Regions from separate parts of the Mus musculus genome. Here all the other regions are linked to region 1. A link is a loop called in an ENCODE intact Hi-C map of the cell type or tissue named here. Cell type or tissue: left cerebral cortex. All regions are shown on one strand. Region 1 holds the start of Pde1a (phosphodiesterase 1A, calmodulin-dependent). Region 2 overlaps Pde1a (phosphodiesterase 1A, calmodulin-dependent). Region 3 overlaps Pde1a (phosphodiesterase 1A, calmodulin-dependent).

Region 1 (8,000 bases):
ACACACACACACACACACACACACACACCCTTTGCCTTCAACACTCACACACATGCATTCACACCCATTTCATTTTATTTATTTTTTAATCCTCAAAGGATTCACAGAGCGGGCTGAACGCAGCTGCTGTGTTTTCCCTGGTTAAATTGGCAGTTACCCACTGTGTAGAGTTGCTAGGAGAAGATGAATAAGCACGATTCCAGCATCACTTGATGGACATACTCTCTCAATAACAACCTGTGGAGCTCTGGGGTCTGTCTCCTGTACGGCTCTATGTGTGACTCTTCTCCGTGTTTGTCATTAATATTGGCTGCATTTATTCAGGAAGTGTGCTGTATTTTTAAGTGCCGCTTCCAGATCAATTAAGAGACAAAAGCCTTGGTATTTAAACAGGCACTTTCTTCCCAGGGTGGTGCTGCTGGTACTGCTTCCTACCATCTGGTTTCTTATTACATCCTGCCCTGCTTCAGCTGCTAGAGAGGAATTCAGCTTCTTGTAGAGCGCGAAAGTCATTCACGTTTCTTTCGTGCATAATTGAGCTCGTAAACTGTAGAAATTCTGATGTGCTTCTGTGCACGGAACAGTTGCAGATGAGCTGCTTGGCAAATAGCCTGAGCAGTCGGTCAGTAGTACAGTAGCAGCTCACATGTGTGGATTGCTCCCGTGAGGTCAGAGCATCTGTTTATACTCTGTCTGCTTGGGTTGGTGGTGGTGGGGGCGTTGGTGATGTGAGCAGAGTATATGCCTGTCAAAGACGGCAGTTCTGGCAGAGCCTTCCTTCGGCTTTGCGTCCCTGAACTGTTTGGATGGCTAAGAGATGCTACTGTGTAACGCTTGAGATTTGTAACGGACTGAGGAATGCTTGTCCTAGCCGCTGAAACTGACTGCACCTGTGTTGTCCTAGGAACATCATCATGGGGTCTACTGATACGGACATCGAAGAATTGGAAAACGCCACTTACAAGTATCTCATTGGAGAACAGACCGAGAAGATGTGGCAGCGCCTGAAGGGAATGTGAGTAAGCTCTCCTGGTCTTATGTTATATTTTCCCCTCCATAAATAGCTGACCGTTAACACAAATAATTGTGGGTGTTATTTGACTTTGAGGTTTAGTGTTTCCTTTGCAGAAATTTTCTCTTGAAAACTAAAATATACCCATTTCAGCTAGCAACTTGTTGAAAGCAGTTTCTGGACCTGCATGTTTTGTATGGAGTAAGGTAAGGCTCTGTGAAATCACTTTTTGTTTACAGTCCAGGGCTTCTGCTCCCTGCTGTGTGTGTTGTTTAGATGTGTGCTTTAGATAAGCACAGGAGGGACTAGGAAATCAGCTTGCTTGGTCCTCACTGAAATAATTTCTCTCAGGTAAGTGGAGAGAGAAAAATAAGATGGAGATTTCTTTCTTTGAAAAAAAAACAAAGATGGGATTTGTAGAATCATAAATTGCATATTTATTCTGTGCTTATTCTACGATGGATAAACTAATATTTTAGTAAGAAAATTATTTGTGTGGCAAAACAACATGAAAAGCATATCAAACATATTAGAGCTTTGGTTTAAATTAGTGAGGAATTAAATTTCCATTCCTCACTAACTAGTAAAGTGCGAATTGCTTCCAGTGTACTGACCGGGTTCTTAACAATACAGAACAGGATGTACAGTGACTCGAAGCACGACTTGTAATTACCTGAATCCACTTTGGTTCTAGTGTTAGCACCTTGCTCATCACCCCCACCCCACCCCACCCCCACCCCCACCACCGTCAGTGTGTGTGAGAGTTCTGGCCAGTGCTTCACCACAGCACTGTTTATATGCTCCGTTTTAATCATAGCACCAGTTGTAAAAGCCGATGTAACATTTGGATAGAAATATGAATATTTGTAGGTCATTGGAATTTCTAAGTGTATTTTCATATCTCAGAATTAAGTGGGGCATTAGCTTTACAAAGATAACTGGAGGACCACAGTGCCCCGTAGATGGATTCCCATCTTTAATGCTGTCGCATGTTTACACAGTGTTTCATGAAAGGTAGTATATGGGCAAGCTTATGTCATCGCTTTTATAAAGGACAACTACATCAAACTTTGTTTAGAAGTCCAAATCCTCTCTACTCTTCTCCATCTGGACATAGAGTGCTCTCAGTGTATACATATTTTCCATTACATGAAGCAATCCATGGTATTGTGGTGCCTCGCATGAAAGCACCCCAATAATGCAAACAGCAGAGAATAACTTTTAAAAAGGAAGCCATTTTTATAGCCATTGAACGAACGAGAGATATCTGTTTCAAAGAGCCATTGGAGATTTAGAAGGCAGATTCTCTAGAGAAACAAATAATCCTGTCGAAACAAATAGTGGTTCACACAATTAATTAGCATAGATGCAAATTAAGCATCAGCAATTACCAGATGATTTGTGCTCTAACCTAGTGGATGAACATCTGTACTGGGCTGCTATAACTGAGATCACAACCCATTTAGATTCTTCCTTTACAGGACAGGATGTTTTGTTTGCTCTTGGTATATTGTTTTTCCTTAGTTACTCCGAGGCAAAAAGATACCCCGTAGTGACGTTAGAAATATGTCTTCAAACAACTAGAAAATTGATTCCGTGTTTACTCAACATTTTTGAGAAAAGTTCTCTAACTTTTCACCTTGTCGTTTGATGGCCGTTTCTAAGAGGGGTGATGAGGTCTCTCAGCAGCAGAGCTTCTGAGTTGACAGTGGATTACATCTCTGTGTGCACACGCTGTGTTCTTTTGGACCGATTGCTACACAGAATCACTTAATGATCTCCAGCCAGTTTAGTGTTTTAAAGCCATTCTTACTGACTGAAGTGACTCAGAGCTTTTGTATTCAAGCAGGAAGAAATTTGCATTTCGGTTCATTCCTTTTCCTTGCACTTTGACTTAAGACATTCTCAGAGTTCCTGGCTGAGGCTTGTCAAAGCAAGAAAGAAGCTCCAAGCTTAAAATCTGCATGACTAATGACAAGCAAATTGTTTAATTATGGTCTTTTGTGTAGTCTGCTTCCAATGCAGTGATGTGCGGGACTCCCCATCCCCTTGATGAAAATGCCTCACCTCTTTAAAACGCAATACTGACTCAAGCCGAATTCTCTCATCAGTGTTGCTCCTGGCTTCTACTTTTAAGTGTCTGCAGTGAAAATCCTGGCACTCATGAATGCTATTAAACAGTTCTGTAATGATTTCTTATTTTGATAAAATAGACTCAGTGCTCACTATTGGATATTTATTTGGAAAGGATTTTATTTGATTTTCTTTTATGATATCCAACTTTATAAACTTATTGCTGTTTTTCAGCAGGCTATACATTTTTAATTTGGCATACAATATGTACATTTTAAGGTTAAATTCAAGTGGAGATGAAAATAAATGAAATATTTATTCATGAAACATGGAAACACAAGCCACTACAGAAGATACTTGGATAGTCTTTCATAGGTATTTTTATATAGTATATTTTAGACAATTTTTAAAAAGTATTGTTTTGCCTTTTACCCCAGCTTACTTTAAAACTTATAATTTTCCTGCTCCATTCTCTCCAATGTTTGGATTGCAAGCATGCACTACCACAACTGGTTTGTATACTCAAAGAGCTTGCTGACAGGAGCCTGATACAGCTATCTCCTGAGAGGCTCTGCCAGTGCCTGAAAAATACAGAAGTGGATGCTCACAGTCCTCCATTGGACGGAGCATAGGGTCCTCCAGAAAGGAGCTAGAGAAAGTACCCAAGGAGCTGAAGAGGCTTGCAGCCCCATAAAAGGAACAACAGTATGAACTAACCAGTACCTGTAGAGCTCCCTGGGACTAAACCACCAGCCAAAGAAAACACATGGTGGGACTCATGGCTCTAGCTATATATGTAGCAGAGGATGGCCTAGTTGGTCATCAATGGGAGAAGAGGCCCTTAGTCCTGTGAAGGTTCTATGCCCTAGTGTAGGGGAATGCCAGGGCCAGGAAGCGGGAGTGGATGAATTGGTGAGCAGGAGGAGGGGGGAGGGGATAGGAGGTTTTCGGAGGGGAAACTAGGAAAAGGGATAGCATTTGAAATGTAAATAAAGAAAATATCTAATTAAAAAAAAGAAATAATGACAAATTTTGTAAAACATGTGGAAACATTGCTATTCTAAATTAAGCATCAATTTCTCTAGAGTACTTGGTTCATTTGTTTAATGAACCTTTTTAGTGTGCACATGTTTCAAGTGTGTGGATGCATCTACGGGTGTGCGCATATGTGTGTGCATGTATGTGTGTGTGCGCATATGGAGACCGGAGGTCGGAGTTTCTTCCTCGTTCACTTTTCAGCTTAGTTTCTGAGGCAAGATCTCACTGATCTCGGAGCTGACCAGTTTAGCTAGACTGGCTGGCAAGCGAACACCTGAATCCACCCATCTGTGCCTCTGCAGTTCCAGGATCACGAGCTGGCAGCCTTGGAGCTGGTTTCCCCATCGGTGTTGGGGATATCCAAATGTGGGTTCTTGTGCTTATATGGCAAGCACATTGCCAATGGAGCCATCTCCCAACTTCATCTATTAACCCCTTGGGGTCTGTTTTACTCAATGTTTGGGATACCGTATACGCTCATGTAACTCCTTATCTCTTGTTCCTTTTGGAGAGCAAAGGTAAAATAGTCTTGTCTCCATTCTCATGAAGACCTCCAAGCCTCACGCTGCCGATTTTTAGGTCAACGTTTTTCTCACCACTTTCATTTTATTTGCTGCCACTCAGAACAACAATTTAGCATCCTGACATGACTCCTCATCTTTGATGGTGGAAACACGAGCAGTAGCGGTGACATCAGACCCTGGGTAAAGCTGTAATTTGAAATCATCATACACTCGTTCTTAAGTTGTAAATAGTTCAGGGCTTAGGAAAGCCTTCCTTCCCATTTCTCATACCATTCCAGCAGCAAATTCAATCCCCTGCTCAGAAGTTCCTTGTGACTCTATAGCCTCAGCAGAATCTCACATATGAAGGATAGCTACCCACCTGTAGGCTTTGCAGTGACAGAGAATTTATGCATTCTGTGTGATAAGTTGATTTGAATGTTTTATATTGTTTTCAGTTGGTGGCACTGATTTTTTTTTTTTTTTTGAAATAATGCTTTTTGGTTTTTTTTGGATACCAAAGCTTCCTTCTCCCACACTGGTATCCACAGCTGTGACGTACAGGTAGCAAGGTAGGTGCTGCTGGTCCTTGGCCGTAACTCTTTCTAAGGATTCGGTCCATGAAATGGTTATTCAAAGTCTGGTTAGTTCTTGTCCTATGCTCATATGACTAAATATGAGCTAAAAGCATTTCTAGAAACTTGATTGTGTACAGTTTTCAGGGAAAATCACATTAAGTTGTCAAAGAAACTTACCCAATGTATTGTTTCACTTGGTCATTCAACAGAAGCGAAGACAACCTTAACTCCTCCAAACCGTAAGCTATCTAGACATTATTGCTTGCTCCTTCAGGTCATATGAGCATAGGACAAAAACTAACCAGACTTTGAATAACCATTTCGTGTCGCACTGCTGATTTTCTCTGTATCTCCACACGTCTCTCCTATCTTTACAAATGTTTAGATGTTCAGAGGTTCCCACCTCTGATCGTGAATGTGATGGAACCGGAGAACTTCAAGTTAAGCTTCTTCTACTCTCTCACCTTAATGATAAACATTAATTATCAGCAGTAAAGGGTGATTTGTAGGGACGTAGACAGTGAATGAGGGTGGAAAGACTTGCTTACTCTTTAATTCTAATCAACTCATTTGCTAAAGGAGGCAGCCTGATGCACAGTTACCACAGGAAGTTGCCCGGCCCCATTTCTAAGATGTAACTGCTGTGCATATTTAAACGAGGCAAAGCTTGTAACTGGCAAGAAGTATGGACACTGCATTCCCGAGCTGGGATTATACCTTAAGATAAAGCAGCTTCACGAACAAGAAAGAAAAAGGATGCTGTAAATTTCCCACTTCCCACCCTTTACAGCTGCTCCCGTTTGCGTTTCAAGGCTTAGTGTCACCCACAGCATCTCCGTGCCCCTGTTCCGTGTCAGGAGTCCCTGTTCAGGCCTCTGTTTTCTGACTCCCTCCTAACCAGATCTGAGGTTGGCTCTAAGAAAGGCTGCATACTGCCTTTGTTCATTTGAATAAACATCCTTCTTCAGTCAGCTAAGGACTGAGCTTACTCTCGTAACTCTTGCTCCCATGGCTGTCTATATAGGGGCAGTTTCCATGTCGTCAGCTTGCAGTACTTCTGTCTTGGGTACACAGCTGAGACCAGGAAGAGTCTCCTGTAGAGCTCAGGCTATGCCTCCATCAGGAGGAACTGTTCTACTTCCGTGCCAATAGAGACCTTGTTAAGAAATGCCCAGCATCTCTGCTGGGATTTTCCTTACACAGAAAATTCTTCCCGGCTTTCCACTTTAGGCTGGTTTTAGTTCATAAAATAGCTGGAACCTTATTTCCATTCCAAAATCTACCTTCTCTTATGAACTGTTGCTTCTGAGTTCAGCTACCAAGTTCACCTTCCCTGTTTTATTCCTGGATTCCCACCCCTCAGCACAGTATCTAAGTAGAGAAATACAAGATAATCCGTATTTCTGAATGCAAAGTTGCAGGATTGGAGACAGATGCAGAGCTAGAACAGGCACTGAGAAGATGGAAGAAAGCAAAGTCTTATGTACTAGTTGCTAGAACTGTGAAGATATAAGATGTGTGCTGTCTTATGTGTCCATATAAATGACTCTAAGATGTAAGTCTGCACAGTTACTTATTCACGCATCTTGTGAAGCATGAATTTGGACATAGAACCATGTTCTTCTAAAACAAGCAGACATTCTCAGAAGAGTGATCCAGAAACATCACCAGAACAGAAAGGAGATTGTGAAAGAGTCCCCAGATCTAACGTAGATGGACTAGGGTCTCCCTCAGGGTCACACACTTCCTAATCTCTAGCATTTGTGAATGTTGCCCTACCTAGAAAACAGGATTGAAGCAGCACACTGGGTTAAGGTTTCCAAATAATCGATTCTCAAATATATCTCTTATCCTGGATTACCCAGACCACCTAGGTCACCCCACGTGGTCACAGAACCTCTTGCCAATTGAATCCAGGCAGACAAAGAGGAGGTCAGCATACAGTGGTGTGAAAAGGGATAGCTTGTAGATTCCAGCCCTGAGATTGGGCAAATCAGGCCATGCAACCAAAGAATATGGGGATCGCAAGAAAGAAGACTATGAAGTCTTCCAGGGTCTTCAGGGAGAACGTGGCCCAGCTGACGCCTTTATATTAGCTCAGAAAAAAAAGACATCAAATTTATGACATTACAAATAGAAGACAACTCAACCTATGTATATTTTAAGGATACTGGGTTTTGTGATAAATTTATTATGGTGGCAGCAAGAAACTACAATATGTTTCCTGTACTAGAATAGCACTGTTTAATAATACGACCATTCTTCTCCTTTCCTTCACTTTCTCTGCACAGTTGATCCCTAGAGATATAAACAATGGTTTATAATATGTTGGAGCTGGGCAGTCTTGATATCATATCACTAGATGTCCCCAGTAGCTATATATTGTCTGACTTCCATGCCCAAACCATCAATTTTCTGTAACACTCTATGTGAGAGTATACAGTGAATTAAATTTCAAGTTTTAGAGGAGAATATCTCTTGAGGATTGTTAAGAAATCTGTTCTTGTTCTTACATTGTTAAGCATGAAGTAATCAAGTGAATCGTCAAAAAAATTTGTATTTTAGCCATGAGACTAACTTTGTTTGGAAAAAAAATCACTTACTTGTATTTTTACTTTAGAGTTTATATTTAAACTTTATATGCCCCAGTACAGGGGAACACCAGGGCCAAGAAGTGGGAGTGGGTGGGTAGGGGAGCAGGGCAGGGGGAGGGTACAGGGAACTTTCAGGATAGCATTGGAAATGTAAATAAAGAAAATATGTGATAAAAAAAGAAAAAAATCTTATAAATCTCAA
Region 2 (8,000 bases), 260 kb after region 1:
TGGCTCAGAGCCCCCCTGCTGCTGACCTGGTACCCATGGCCTTTATTCATTCCAAAAAATAAATAACACTTTGAAATATTTATAAGGAAATTGAATAATTAATGTATTTTTAGCATCCAGTGCTTTTAGCAATAGGAATTTTATATTCTAAATTAATTGAAAGGTACATGAAGCAGAAAAACAACATTAACCTCCCCAACTCCATCCACAGGAAGGCCAGATCTGCATGTCACTGTCAAGTGTTTACGTCTTAGATGAAAATGTGCTAACTGCAGTCTTTAAAATGGAGCTTACACAGAGCAGAACATCAACATGCCTTTTTCAACCCTAATTAATCCTTTTCAGTCTTCCAAAGAACCATATAATATAGAAATAGGCCTATTGAGTGGTATCCTGTTAGAGTGTTCTTAGGCTATACATAGCAGATATTTAACAATAACATCAGCCAAATGCAAATATTATAGTGTCAGTCAAGGACAATTGTATTGTAAATACCAAATAAATGTCTGTCTTTAATATTATTCTTCTGATATAGGCTATAGTCTGTCATTTCTATTTTAAACAATGATAGTGCCATTAGTATTTTAATGTAAACTCTTAAGGATATTGTTATTCAGTAATTAACCACTGATGATATTCTTGAACTGTATTCTAGACCTATGATAAAAACATTATTTGTAGTGGGATATTTAATAAATCTTAGTCGATGAGAAGAAAGAGATTTCAAAATACTCATGCATATTTCATTTGAAAGAGCAGTCCAACAAAAAAAATCTTGCTTTTTAAAGCTTTGTGAAGCAAAATCTAAAAAAATGAAGAAAAATCCATAAGCTTGGTGGTCAATTAATCTCCCAATAATGCATTGAAGTGACTATAGGGTCTTCAGAAAACTGAAATGTTTTTCACTTTAGAGTCAGTGGGTTGGGATACTACAAAGATATTTAGAGATGCACTAGCACTAGAAAATTCCTTAGGAGAAAATAGACTTTAATGAAATAACTGTGTAGGTATTACTGCTTTAAAGAAATGTGGTTGTTTTAAGTCACTATATCTAGACTACACATTTTCTTAAGTTCTCCAGCTTGATTCCAGTGATTCACCTTTCTTTCCCCAGGGAGACAAAGAAGCTGAATTAGGGCTTCCATTTTCTCCACTTTGTGATCGGAAGTCAACAATGGTTGCCCAGTCGCAAATAGGTAATTTTGAAGAATGGTGGCCCCGAAAAGTGGGTGGGACTTGTTGGTGTTCAAATGCAGGTACTATGTAGTTCAAAGTCTTCCAGACCAACCTCACTCTACACTCAGGATAAGCTTTGGCTTCAGGCTGATCTAGCTAATGCTGAAGGAAAAATCAATGAAGTATTTTTACAAAATGCATTCAATAAACCACTACTGCTGGCCAAGGTCAGGTGTTTCCAGGTTCTTGTCTTCTTAGCCAAGGAGTTAAATTAAAAGCCCATACAAAATTTTCAGGAATAGCAAGGGAATTAAATTTAAAGGAAAGCAATAGATCTCCCTGACCAGGGACCCATGTTACAGCCCAGAGTCTCTTGATGTCTTCTGAAGGAAGGGGAGGCCAGGTTCTAAGGGATATACTTACAGCAGCTCTATATTCTGATTGCTAGATTAGACCACATGGTCATTCTCCTACCACGTAGCCCACTTCCTAGAATGCTTCTGATGGAATAGAAACTATTCTAGCTTTGACTATTGTTAGGGAAGTGGAATCCTATCATTATCTTTAGAGGGCTATAGATGTAACAGGATGCAGGTGGCAGTCTATGGTTGTTAGATGAACTGTATAAAGAGGGATATGTGTATGCACGGAGCATACAAGGAGCTAGACTGCCAAGAGCAGTACTGACAAGAGGGATGTGTAACACAACCAGCTGAGTCCCAGGTTACTAAACTATTTCCTATGCTTGCCCATCTCTGATAATATTCCGACAGCCAGCCTCCCCCTTACGGAACCATGTGATGTATGAATCTGTATCCCTTCTCCAGACATGGGCTCTGGTGTAGCTATTACAGAGCTTCAGGACAGTAGGAAAGTGGCTGGCTATAACCCTTTCCCCTCCCAGACAACTTCCAAACACTGTTCAGCCAATAAAACAGCATCTGGTGTTTATCACCATTCAGAAAGTGTGGATGTTGTAAACTCAGAATCTCATCAAGCAAGCTGGGCTGATTCGGTGGCTAGTGGCTCTGATACACATTCCTCTTAGTGAAAGAGGTACGGACTCACTGGACAGTCTACCTGCTCTAGTGAGTTAAAAGTCTAGGGGAACAGTTAACTTCACTTTGAATTCAAGTATTAAGATACAAGATTATTGTAGGATTTTTTGTAAATTTTGAGATGTGTCCCAACATATACTTGAGAAGTGTCAAGCATATACGACTTTGGGCAAGCATTCAATGGATAATTTGCATGTATGTCACTTCCAGACCCTTCTTTTCTTGTATTTAGATGTTAGTATCTATTTCCAGTGGGTTCAAGGCAGAAGCTCCTAATAGCTCTTGGGGCCACAAGGTTTTGCAGTCCCAGAGCTTAAAATGGTTATTGTTTTTAATCCCCCTTTCCTCACTACTAAGAAGCAAACACATCCATGGTCAGGGCTCTGCTCTTTGCCTGTCACTCTCCATCTTGATGAGCACTTTAAATCTAAGTCAGCACTCAATGCTGACATCTCAAAGTGGTGGGATTAGTGCTGTCGCCTGGAGATTGTAGTGTCCTCTCTGCTGGCTCGGCAGCATATGCCCACACTTTGTGAACGAATGCTTTACATCCAGAGAATAATAAACAGCAATTTGAAATAAGGATGTGCTGATAAATCACTCTGATGCAGTCAGGAAAAAAAATAGGATAAAATAAAAGTGGCTGTCCTTCTGTGGCCTGAGGGTTGGGGACTTTTAATTATCTGGTCTTCTTAGAGTTTAGATAGAATTTATTTTTTTCTGGTGTGCATAACATTCAACAACCAAAAACCAAACGAAGACCATTCATAAGAGTAATGTCCTCTCACTGAGAAGAAAAGACATTCTTTTTTTTTCCTTTTTCCAATTTTTTATTAGGTATTTTCTTCATTTACATTTAAAATGCTATCCCGAAAGTTCCCTATACCCCCCCCCCCCACTCCCCTACTCACTCACTCCCACTTCTTGGCCCTTGCGTTCCCCTGTACTGGGGCATATAATGTTTGCAAGACCAAGGGGCCTCTCTTTCCAATGATGGCCAACTAGGCCATCTTCTGCTACATATGCAACTAGAGACACGAGCTCTGGGGGTACTGGTTAGTTCATATTGATGTTCCACCTATAGGGTTGCAGACCCCTTCAGCTCTTGGGTGCTTTCTCTAGCTCCTCCATTGGGGGCCCTAAGAAAAGACATTCTTGATCATTAGAACTGGCTCAAGAGCTAGGACAGCATAAGGCGTAAAATGTCAGATAGGAAAGATCACATCCTTGGGCTAAGGAAGTCTAGTTTATCAGCTCTCACTACTGAATGCATTATTACCCAAAGTAGCTGCCTCTGAAGGTTGTTACTGTCCACAGCTTAGCCAGTTCTCTAGTGAGCACTTGTTTTTCTGCATGTGTACCAGAAAGTCCTCACTGTGGCTTACCGTGTGGTTTAGGAAACTGTGATTCTTGATTGGATCTCCCATTCTGTGTGCTTTGCTTTTTTAGGTTTCATTGATTTCATAGTGGAGCCAACGTTTTCTCTCCTGACGGACTCAACAGAGAAAATTGTCATTCCTCTTATAGAGGAAGCTTCAAAGTCACAGTCTTCAAACTACGGGGCAAGCAGGTATAATAGGTCTTCGTTTGCATATATTAAAGGTTTTACCCAGTAATTATTCTTTTCCTCAAAGGTAGGCCTGCAGTTCTTGCAGTAATTATTAGGTAGTACTGCCATCTAGTGTCTATATACTGTAGTGCACTCCCTTTGCAACTGATCATGGTCCACAAATGGTGTATGGATGGGAGGGGAGGTGGGAGGAAGGAACTGGGAGGAGTGAGTAGAAGCCACATCATAGTCAGAATACACTCCATGTGGGAAAGAGGACGGGGGTTGTGTTAAGCACCTGCCACGTGTTACATCTGGGCCCATGTGACTGTTGTTTAATGGGTCTATAAACCTGTCTCGTATGGTCTCTTGACCTAGTTGTCTTTTTTTTTTTTTTTTTTTCGTTGTCAATGGTAGCTCGTCCACCATGATTGGGTTCCATGTTGCTGACTCTCTGAGGCGGTCAAATACAAAAGGCTCCGTGTGTGATGGGAGCTATGCCCCAGACTACTCGCTCTCAGCTGTGGATCTGAAGAGTTTCAAAAACAACCTGGTGGACATCATTCAGCAGAACAAAGAGAGGTGGAAAGAGTTGGCTGCCCAAGGTACAGTTGTTGATGATGCTACCATTAAGGAGTCGCTAATTCCTTAATAATTTGTGCTTTCTTCCACTTGATGTGCTTCTTTTATAAAACACACAAACTCTTGCTGGTTTCTGAAATTGATCATTCATGAGACAGTTGGTCCCATTGCTAGCTAAGAAAGGATACTCCTGCTTATGTCACTTGAGCTGCAGATGTGTGTGCTGATGGATGGTGGCCATGCAGATGTGAAATAAGGGATAGTAACATGATGACAAACTCTGTAAGAACCCCTGTGCTTTGTCACTGGTACTTGCAAGCCTGTGCCAGCACCAAGCAAAGCCACTAGCTCTTGCTGTATCTATCTGAGTGTCTAGCATTTTAGTCAAAAGTAAAAGTTTGGGGCTGGAAAGATGGCTTTGTAGTTAAGAGTACTTGCTGCTCTTGCTGAGGCCCCAGATTTTGTTCCAAGCACCCATGATAAGCACCAGCCCCAGGATCTCTCTTGGTCCCTGTAGACAACTGCAGATACATTTACACACACACACACACACACACACACACACACACACACACACGCGCGCGCGCGCGCGCGCGTAATTGCAGTGGATAATTTTAAATGAATAAAAGCATTATGAACTATTGGGTATCCAGAGTAGAAACCACTGTGTGCATTGGCTGTTAAAGGTACTGTGGTTTCATAATGAGAGGAAACTGAGTAGACCTGCTTCAGTCTTCAGGAAGGTCAGTGATGCTAAACATGAGCAGGAGTGTAGTTGAAATAGGGATGTGCAGAAAGCCTTCACAAAGAAAGTGATGGTGTAGATAAATAGAAGAGGATAGGGGAAAGAGGGCTAGGGAGCAGCCTGCCATGGAAGATCAGACCTTTTCCAACAGATGCATGGAATAGCCATGTACAAACTAGGAGTTTTAGCTTGCCTCCCACACAAGAAACAGGGAAGCCTGTGAAAAAGGGGAGAAAGGGGGCAGGTTGGAACTCTGCAGGCATAGTGTAGGGGAATGTAGTTCCAGATGTAGATGACCAGGCCATTTATTTGGTCCCCCAAAAGGAAAGCCAAATGTAGGGTTATCTCTCAGACGACATGTAAGTGATTTCAACTAACATCTAACAATGATTTCTCTGACTACATAGCAGAAAATGTTATTTCGTTTGGGTTGCAAAAATGTCACCCAGGTTCAGAAATGAGGCAGTTTTATGCCATCTAGGAGAAAGATGAAAGTGTAGACTAAACTCCAAACTGTGAAACAAAAGAGAGAGACCTGCACCAGTATGTGTGCAACAGCATGAGCAAGAAGTTAGACTTTAGATGTCTGAAAGGAGACTTTCTATGCATATGATGCTGGTTTCAATATGCTTAGTCTAGGGAGTGGCACTATTAGGAAGTATGGACTTGTTGGAGTGGGTGTGGTCTTGCTGGAGTAAGTGTGTCACTGTGGGAGTGGGTTTTGAAAGAGCTTCTTCCTAGCTGACTGTGGATGCCAGTCTCTCTCCTGGCTGCAGTCAGATCAAGATGTAGAACTCTCAGTTTCTCCTGCACCATATCTGCCTGGATTCTGGATACTCCCTGCCTTGATGATAATGGACTGATCCTCTGAACCTGCAAGCCAGCCCCAGTTAAATGTTGTCCTTTATACAAGTTGCCTTGGTCATGGTGTCTCATCACAGTAATGGAAACCCTAATTAAGACACATATTTATAAAATGCATAGGTGCTAAAGATGATCGTGATACGGAGTATACAATACATACATGTGTATGCATATGACTTTAAACATTGTAAACTCTACATCCCTCCTTGTATCAAATCCTGTCTGTTCTCCTTCCAACACATCCTAAATCTGACCTCTTCATGCTTATTCTCTTGTATGCATGGAATCTATATGTACGTATATAACATACACACATAATTGTATGTTGGGTTTTCTACTGCTATGATTAAACACTGTGATTGAGACAACTTATAAAAGAAGGCTTTGATTTGGTTTATAGTTTCAGAGGTTAGAGTTCACAAAGGAACAGTTGAAAGCTCACATCTTGATCTATAACCATAAACAGAGAGAGGGCAGTGGGAATTGTGTGGGCTTTTGAGACTTCAAATCTCACTCCAGGGAGACATCTCTTCTGACAAGCCTACACCTCCTAGTCCTTTCTAAACAGGTTCACCAACATGGGACCAAGAATATGAGATGTTCTCACTTATATGAATATGTCTCACAATAACAAATGAAAATAGGAAACATGAAAACAGAAAGATGTCTGCTCGATAGTCAGTAACTGTCAGTTTATATGGCCATGCTAATCTGCTATGGACTACCAAACAACCTTCAGTCCCTGAAGTGAGAGTGTGTTTCTTATCTGAGATGGGATGCAAACATGAAGGTGATACAGTGTCTACTGAAGCTATATGAGAATCCCAAGGTGTCACCACCATCTCAGCACTCCTCACACCCGAGCTCATCTTCAGATGTGCAGAGCATCGTGCTAATCATTGTCAGGGGAAAGGTGTAAATCCTTTGTCCCACTGTGTGAAGAAAGCTCACTGTAATAAAGTGAGTTTGTAGTTAAAATGCTCCCTAAAAGAGCACTTTCACTCAGGAGAGCCTTCTCCAAGGGAGCTGAATATAACTGTCTAGAATTGGTGTATGTAGATTTTGTTTGATACCAGGCTTTTAAAAATACAAATGCTTTCTAATATTCTAGAATGTCCAGTTTGGGTTAGATTTATTCATCTAGACTGAAGAATATGTCCTTACCATCAATCTGTTATTTCTTAGGCCTCTATCTTTTCTCCACTATTCAGTAGTTAACAGGTTTCAGGAAGATATGTTACAATTCTTGCAGTGAGGTGGGCATTTGAAAACAGCAAGAAGAGTATGTATGAATTTTGTATCCCACTACCTTGCTAGATATTTTGTCAGAGGTAGGAGAAGCGTTTATGACCCTTAATGGGTAAAAGTCCTATCGATTTCTTCCTGTCCTAATTGTATCGCCTTTATCTCCTTCTCATGTCTAATAGGTCTAGCTGAGATTGTATTTTATTTTTCAAGACAGGGTTTCTCTGTATAGCCCTGGCTGTCCTGGAACTCACTTTGTAGACCAGGCTGGCCTCGAACTCAGAAATCTGCCTGCTTCTGCCCCCTGAGTGCTGGGATTAAAGGTGTGCGCCACCACGTCAGGCTTGAGATTGTATTTAACTGGAGTGGAAATTATTGTCTTATTTCTGATTTTACCAGAAACATTTCAATGTTTTTCATCATTGAACATAGTGTTGGCTGGAGGCTCACAGTATGTTGCCTTTTGGGGGGACTGTGATATATTCTCTGTATCTGGAGGTCATCCAGGACTTTTATCATGAAGGTTAGAGGATTTACTCTAAGACCTTTTCTGTATATAATGTGAGGATCGTGTGGTTTCTGTCTTTGAGTCTGATAATGTGGTAGATTGTATTTACTGATTTATACTCGTTGAAATATCCCTGCCTCACTGAGATGAAGCCAATTTGATTGTGATAGATGGTATTTTTGATGTGTTCTTGAATTTGGTTTAATTGTATTTTGTTGAGTTTTAGCATCCATATTCATCAGGGATATTGATCTATAGTTTTATTTTTATGTG
Region 3 (8,000 bases), 240 kb after region 1:
GGCTCACTGAACTGGAAATTTTAGCCATGGTCTTTGCAGCTGCCATTCATGATTATGAGCACACAGGAACAACAAACAACTTCCATATTCAGACGAGGTAAGTGCAATGAAGTCTTAGCATTAACAAGTGAAAACTTAAAACTGTTTTTCTTAAAAGGACCAGGCAAGGAACATAACTATAGTCAAAGTACACAATAAACGTCAACAAAATGAGTGTCCTTCTGAAACCCATTGCCTTGAACAATGGATATATGCCAACTAAAATGATTTTTTACATATTTTGTATTCTTAAGAGAAGTTGTTTAGAACATGTAGATTTTATTAAGAATGGGTTTAACGAATTTTTTTTAGCAATCCTGCTTAAGCTTTAACAACTTAAATCCATCTACTGTTCTTTTTCAAAACCTTACATTTTGCTTGACATAGTAACAACTTAAAGAACATAGACGTCTGTAGGATAAATTTTCTCTGCCAAAGCTTAGCCTAAGTAGTCACGTAAGTTAGATATCTATTCACCGGGGAACATAATATAATAAATTGTCTAAGGCACTGTTTTGAGTCACAATATATGTCATAAAAGGTACACAATTTTATTTCTTAGGAAATCAAGAGATTGAAGAAATCTCATTCCAGGACACTAGGAAGTATTTAATATAATTGAAAAATAAGATGCTTTAATGAAGGCTAAAGTGGCAGTTACTCAAACCAAAGTACTAGAGTAGACATGGATTATAGTAGCCTCTAGGGTTCCTGTAACAAAACACCACCAAGTGGATGGCTTAAACAACACGCAATTCCTTTCTGGCATCTGACAATACTGGCAGTCTGGAGTCTAAGACTAAGGTGACAGAGGAGTGTTCTCTTCTAGGCCCTTCTCCCTGGCTTGCAAACAGCAACCTCCTTGTGTCCCCAAGCTGGTCTTTTCTTTCTGCATAAACCCCCTGGTGCTCCTTCCTCTTCAAATGACGACACAATGCATACAGGATTTGGTTCTACCACTTACATTACCTCATTTAATCTCAATTATACCCTTAATGGATATATATCTCCAAATACAGTCGCACTGAGGATTAGAGATTCAGCATATGAATCTGGTCTGTCTGTAAAAGGAAGGTACCCTAAGTTCTTTTTAGTTAAATGGAGATACCAGTTAGAGGTAGAATTTAGTCTCGAGTAAATCAGGATGCAACTCACTTTCTGTATATAAAATGCTCATATTTTGTGATTGATTAGCCAAGATTGCTTAAGAAGGAAGTAGGTATAAACAAAGTTATTTAAAAGGCAATTTGATGTGAATATTATGGTCATTAAGCAGAAACAACGTTAATAACTTCCCCACTCAGGCCTATGACCTCTGCAGCCATGGGCTTTTAACCAGGTTTACACTACCAAACATGAACTCCCTCTTGTGGTAGTGGGCTACGAATCTAATCAGCAAGTAGTTTATCATCCCTCTAACAGATGTGGCATTACTACTAGTGGGCACTTCCTGCCTGTCTGATTGGTAGTATGCATATAAGATCTACAGCAGAGTAAATCTATTGGTGAGAGTTCTCCTTCAGGAACCCACAGAGCAGCCTCTGGCACTCTTGAGGGATAGCCTTCTAGTGAGGAAGCTTCCAGACAGTTCCACCCTAATTTCTCTAAGTCTGAGACTCAGAGGATGCGATGCCTTCACAAAGAAGCTCTTACCATCTAGTTCTGGCGGGAAACTAACAGCAATGATAATTTGCCTGCATTGTTTTGAGGGTTTGGAGACTCCATGACTATACCTCATAGGAAGATATTCTCTGATTGGATTTTCATTTAACAACTTACAACTTATGGAAGCAGCTTTATCTATCTACCCACAGGAGTACTGCCATCAAATTCTGTTTTATTTTTAATTAGTAAATCAAGTATCAGCCTTTTCATCCATTGCTTTGGCTGGCCCGTCTTCTCTCACTCTTCCCAAGCTCCCTGCCCCCATTCTCACTTAAACCTATCCATTCCGCAATATTTCCCTTTTCACAGTGTTAAAGATGTGTTAAATATTTTTGTTTATTCACTGGTTTTGTTTTTATAAACTATTTCTTAGAGCAATTGTAGATTTATAGGAAACTAATCATGGGGCACAAAGTTTCTGTAAGGTCAACCCAGCTACTCTACAGTTTTGCCCAACGATCAGAACCAATGTGCACAACTTGAATTGGTATAAAGCACTATTTGCAGTTAATATTGATATGTTAATTAAGTCCTTGCTTTTCTTTAGGGCTCAGATTCTGTTTGTAATTTCTATGGGTTTTGATAAATGTCTAAGGAACCTCTCTGTAGTTTGCATGATTTAAGTATCTCCTTTGCTTATTTCTCTCTTCCTTTCATCACTGGGAACTGTGTTCTTCTAAAGATTGGGTTAGTTTTGACTTTTCCAAAGTGCCATGTTGAACTTAGACAATATGTATCCTGGACTGATTTTTTTCCCCCACTCAGCAACATATGTGAAAGGTTCCTCTATGTTTTCTCATGTCTTGGTACCTCATTTTTATTCTTGATATCTAAATAATATTACATAGTATGGTCCCACCACAATTGTTACAGTCACCAATCAGAAGACCATTAGTCAGCTAAATTTGTCACTTATGAGTGGAGCTGCTATTAAATAAATGTGCTAGTTTTACGTGGTTGATTCCTTAGGTTTTTAATAGAAATATTTCAACAACTAGTATTTCAGATATTAGTTTTTGCATTGGTGTTGGGAGGAAAGCCACAGTCTATTACAATATTTATTACACTATTAGGTATTTTAAAACTTAATGGTGACCTAAGATGACTGAAATTCAACTTCTAGGTCATCCTGTTTACATACCACAATATATATATATATTTAAAAACCTAAAATAACTAGGATGAAGTGGCCTATGAAAGTACACAGTCAGTGTACTGCAGTGCTGAGACTGTGGAGTTAAGAAGAGGGTCAGACTCAGTCCAGTGACTACAGATCCCTGCTCCCACAAGAGACACACAAAGGGTGGGTCCAAACTGCTAAAGCTGCAAACGGGATGGTCAGTTGATCAACAGAAAAAGCTCACACTCAGTGAAAATGTGAAGTTGCTCTGTCTAACCCACTCCTCCAGAGTGATAGAGAAATACAGGGAAAGAAGAACTTTGCGATCTGGTTATAAAGCGGGAGTGTTCTTAGCTTATTTTGTAGAGTAAAAAGAACTCCTTTCCTTTTACTGTGTTATGACTCTAAGGAAACACTGTTTATATCAAGATTGTTTATTAAAACCTTTTTGCACCCACAGAATCTATAACAGGGGTTTATATGACAGATGGGTCATTACTGAGCTGGGCTTTGTACAGGCCAATAGTCCCAGGGTTTAGAGACGGAAGTAAGTGACCCATAACCAGTGAGCAATTCTTGCCCTTTCTGAACAGTGTAGACCAAAGTGGTTTTCTCCAGTGCTGTATCAGGAAATCACAAGGTGCCTGCTCTTTCACCAATCACCTACAGTAGGGTGAACAGACCTCACTTCCTTAAGTGTTAGTCTTCGGGGAAGTAAGAAAAGGCATAGGAATTAGGTAAGGGAAAGAAAGATGCCACATGGAGAAGAGAGAAATAAAGAGTGAAGGTGGCAAGAAAAATTGGTATTGTCCTCATTTCTAGTAAGAAATAATAAAAATGACTGTGGTCTTATATTTTACTGAATTTCATATAAATTGTCTCCCAAGATCCATCTTCTTTAATGGATTCACTCTACAGGAGCTTGAAAATTCTATTAAAGGAAACTATTTCAATAACAAAAACATACAACAACAAAACACTTTAAATTCATGGTGCTACCTTCACGTTGCCAAAGGAAATAAGGTCAACATCGCCATGACATTAATTCTATTTTATGGTTTTATAGGGCTTTTGTAAAATAGAGATGAATTTACCATATAAACAAAATAAGCAAGGCTGCATTTGAATTCCCTCAAGATATTATAATGCATGAAATCCTTGAAAGTGTAAATAAATGGAATTAATTTTCCCTTTGTGAACAGCAAATGACAAGCTACACGTTACCATGGATACTACATGTTGCTTAGAGTCTTGTTCTTTTCTTAGCAGTAAAAGACCATCAAACATTGAGAGCATGCTGTATTCTCATCAAGCGTGTTGGATTTATAAGACAAAGCCGTACATATTTTGCTATGCTAAATCTGATTCAAAAACACAGCTTTGCTTGTTTTTTAGAAAGGGAGTGATCCTCATTGCTGCAGAGTGTAATAACCCTGAAAATCCCACTATAGATAGGTCTGCGTTTACATGATACAAATGAGACTGTTGGAAAAATCATAGTTTTTCCTATGACCTTGGCCTTGGCAAACTTCTAGAAATACATGTTATTCAGTTAATATTGATTTGATTATTCCTCAAATATGAATTGCATATGACCTTCCTTTGTGTTGAGCTATAAATTTTAGCTAAGCCAGTTGTTGGGTTGTGAGATTGTTAGAAGATATGTGAGGTTACTTAGACCTGCACACAGTTTCATTTTTATGACAGTGCAGGATGCATAATAGCGAGAGATTATTCGAGCGAATGATAGGCCAATTTGCTTATGCTGTGTTAACAAAACGAAAGGCTTGCTTTATCTGGTAGACTATTAGATAATGTTCTTGAATATACTGCTTGCAGGAGATAGATGTCAGATTTCTTTGATGTCTTCTTTTTAAAATCTTATGTCTATATAAGGCAGGCAATATGGTTTTATAGCACAGATAGCAAATGGTTACTAGAGTGAAGCGAATTAGTACAGCTTTCCATATTTTTATATTGCTTCAGGGACAACATTGGTTCCTTCTTTGTTTTTACTCACCTGCTCACCAGGAAACATTCAGCAGTAGGTGAGTGCTAGGTTGTAACTAGAATTTTATCCATCAAAAAGTCAGAGGCGGTCTACTTTGTGCGACACAATTTCCTACCACAGTCACTTAGTCAGAGTTTCATATGGCTGTGATAAAACACTATGACCAAAAACAACTTGGGAAAGAAAGGGTTTATTTTAGCTTGCAAAGCTCAGGTTACTCTTTCACTGACAGAGGTCAGTCTAGGAGCTTAAGGCAGGAACATGGAGGCAAGAACTAAAGCAGAGGCCCTGGAGGTTTGCTGCTTACTGGCTTGCTCAGGATGCAACTCACACCATCATCCCAGAGAAGGCACGGCCTACAAAGGGAAGGGCCCTCCCACACCAATCATTTATCAAGAAAATGGCCCACAGGTTTGCCCACGGGCCAATGTTATGAAGGTATTGAGAGTCCTTTCCAATTATTCTACTTTATATCAAATTCACTTAAAACCAACCAACACACATAGCAAATGTATCTAGCAAGGAGGAGGAATGCCAGAGGGATTAGGTTCTAGGGACCATATTGTAGTGAAATTGCTATAGGCTTTAATTGCTGTAGGCTGCTGCTTCTTTTCACTGTGCTAACCTGTGTGTCTGGCTCACCACCTGAAGACACTGCACATAGGGGTTCTGCTTCCATTCTGTGCCTAACACTCTACGAGGAGACAATAAAGAAGCCAACACTCCACTTTACAGGACTAAGTGCTTGCCGCTGATCCATACTTAATGCCAGAGTATCAAGTCTATCCAGATAATTTGAAGTAGAGTTTAAATTATATGAAAATATAGGCAGGAGAGAAATAAAAGCCCTTTGATGCATTCAACAGCTTAAGAGTAAAATTTGCTGTAAACTTGTATTGAAAAACAAGTCTCTCTATTTGAATTTACAGTGAGTACATCTGTAACATTCATATTTAATTACAGGATTGTGTGGGAGAAAGTGATTTCCATCATCCTCTTTATCCCCTAGCCAAAGTAATTTGAGGTCAAAGGAATGATGATGTGGTTAAGTACTTGAAAGGGCAAAAAAAAGGCTAATCATCACTGATGGAATAATGATGAGCTAAATATTTTCTCTTGGATATTTAGGCTATCTCACAGATATTAGCATTATAATTGGGAAGGAAAGGGCATATAGATATTTAAAGTATAATTATTAAGGGGAAAATTAGCATCATGATCAAAATTATCTTAAGCATGAAAGCCATCTTTGGCTTGAAATTGAAAAAAACATTTGAAATTCAATGCAAAATCTAAAGAAGAAATGGAGTGATGCCAAGATATGCAGAAAAGTATTTGACAAAATCCAAAATCCTTTCATGGTCAAATTCAATAAGCTAGAAAGAGCGGGCATTGTCCTTAACATGAGAAAGAATATGCCCAAGAGAATGGCACTCATTGGGTGCTGAGAGTGCAGTTAAGAGACCCTGGTCAAAGAACCTAAAAATCTCACCTAGACAAGAAGAGTAAGCTAACAAAAGGGATTATATGACAAAGAGACTGCCATTAATAGCAATGTATTACATTCTGGGAAACGACCAGGAGTAGACATTAAATATCTTACAGAAATAGTAGTATATGACTAATGTATAATATAAATTAGTCTAGCTATTGAGCAATGTATTGTCTCACAAGGTTATGCTGTAGCAAATCTGTGCCGGTTTTTCATTTTAAGATTTGTAAATACATTAGAAACATAAGCATCTACAAGGATATAGGGATATCTTTATATTAAGGAAGAAATAATGTTATCTTTGTTACATGGCTTTGTAGCATATTTGAAAAAAATTACAAACCAAGAACCTTAAAGCAAACCCTACAGCTGAAGTGATACAGTCTGGTTGTAGGATACAAGTTCAATGGGTTGTGGCATCCTGAGTCTACAGCTCTATTATCTACCAGAGTCAAACTGATGGAATTTCTCTTTGAAAATATAATACCATTTACATTAGCATCCTCAAACTGAAATACTTGGTATAAGCATAACAAAATGTGTAGAAAAATCTAGAAGAGGAAAATCATTTAATTTTAGCAGAAGAATCCAGAAGGTTTGAGGACACCAAGAGAACACAGCTCACAAACATCAACTAAGAAAGACTCCCAGGCTCTCCAGAGACTGAAACAGCAGTCTTGGCACTGGCATGTATCTGTGCTAGGTCCTCTGCACATAATTTGTGCTGTTACCCTGGTGTTTTATGGGACTCCTAACAGTGGGAGTAGGGGTATCTTCTGACTCTTCTTGGGACCCTTTTCCTCCCACTGGGTTAGCTTGCCCAGCCTTGATAGGAGTGTTTGTGCCTAGTCTTATTGCATCTTGTTAGGCAATGTTTGTTTTATATCCCTGGGAGGTCTGCTCTTTTCTGAAAGAAAATGGATAGAGGAGTGGATGTTAGGGAGAGGGGAGTGCAACTGGGAAGAGTGGGGAGGGGACAGCAGTGGGAGAGGAAACTTTAGTGGGATGTATGGTAAACAAAAATTTAAAGGAAAACAGAAAAAAAAAGATTCTGGCAGATGAACAAAACCGAAGAAGTAAATCTTGTTCATGGACAGAAATCTTCAATTTGGTCAAAATGTTATTCAACCCAAGCCCCAATCGGACTTTTTAATATACTTGGTTTTTTATTTTTGCTTTGTTTTATGTTGTTATGTTTGTTTGTATTTTGTGTTTTGTTTGCTTGTTTTTATATTTTTAAAAGATTGTATGGAGAAAGAAGAGCTCCAGAATAGATAATACAACATGGGATCAAATTAGAGTACTATTTCCCCTCACTTCAACATTTACAACTGTGAAAATTCCTGGCAAGAAACACACCTTGCACTCAGCCTTCTGCAAGGCTAATTAACTGATTAAACAATCATCAAGGTGGACAGATTAGAATGTTGGCAGTCTAGAGCCAGATTATATCGGGACAATTTAAGCCTTCTTCATAGCCATTTATCGACCTCTTCTGTATGTGGTCTAACAACTTTGTAGCCATTATTAAATCCTGTGGAATGTGCATACTTCCAGCCCTTCTTCACAACCAAAGGGCTGAGAGTATTATCAGCTGGCATTGGAGTCTGAGAGCTGCTTTTTTATGCCCCCCCTTCCTGATGCTTCTATCAATATATTTTCAAAACATCTTG

What was found. A loop is a pair of places that touch in the nucleus more often than their neighbours do. Peaks named below come from ENCODE experiments on the same cell type or tissue, not always from the same donor. Only the 100,000 strongest peaks of a DNase experiment are listed, where the experiment ranks them.
Region 2: a loop joins it to region 1, with 3 times the contacts of the local background. A loop is called at or near these places in 4 of 42 quality-filtered maps.
Region 3: it touches region 1 in a loop (4-fold over the local background); 2 of 42 quality-filtered maps call a loop at or near these places.

The regions. Positions count from the first base shown.
Region 1 is chr2:80,121,749-80,129,748 of GRCm38, reverse strand. It overlaps Pde1a (phosphodiesterase 1A, calmodulin-dependent), which reads left to right and starts at 337. Exons shown (of 16, transcript NM_001159582.1): 1 at 337-668; 2 at 905-1,015. The coding sequence starts at 915. In left cerebral cortex, no CTCF peak of the experiment used is centred here; DNase peaks (open chromatin) are centred at 2,960, 4,451, 4,706, 5,973 and 4 more places; H3K4me3 peaks cover 3,668 bases; H3K27ac peaks cover 3,601 bases.
Region 2 is chr2:79,861,426-79,869,425 of GRCm38, reverse strand. Pde1a (phosphodiesterase 1A, calmodulin-dependent) reads left to right here. Exons shown (of 16, transcript NM_001159582.1): 12 at 1,115-1,196; 13 at 3,684-3,804; 14 at 4,201-4,388. Among named protein-coding and RNA genes, the nearest start is that of Ppp1r1c, 160 kb to the right of the region's middle. In left cerebral cortex, a CTCF peak has its summit at 3,916 (motif pointing left); a DNase peak (open chromatin) is centred at 3,934.
Region 3 is chr2:79,879,938-79,887,937 of GRCm38, reverse strand. Pde1a (phosphodiesterase 1A, calmodulin-dependent) reads left to right here. Exons shown (of 16, transcript NM_001159582.1): 8 at 1-97. Among named protein-coding and RNA genes, the nearest start is that of Ppp1r1c, 180 kb to the right of the region's middle. In left cerebral cortex, no CTCF peak of the experiment used is centred here; a DNase peak (open chromatin) is centred at 4,097; H3K27ac peaks cover 829 bases.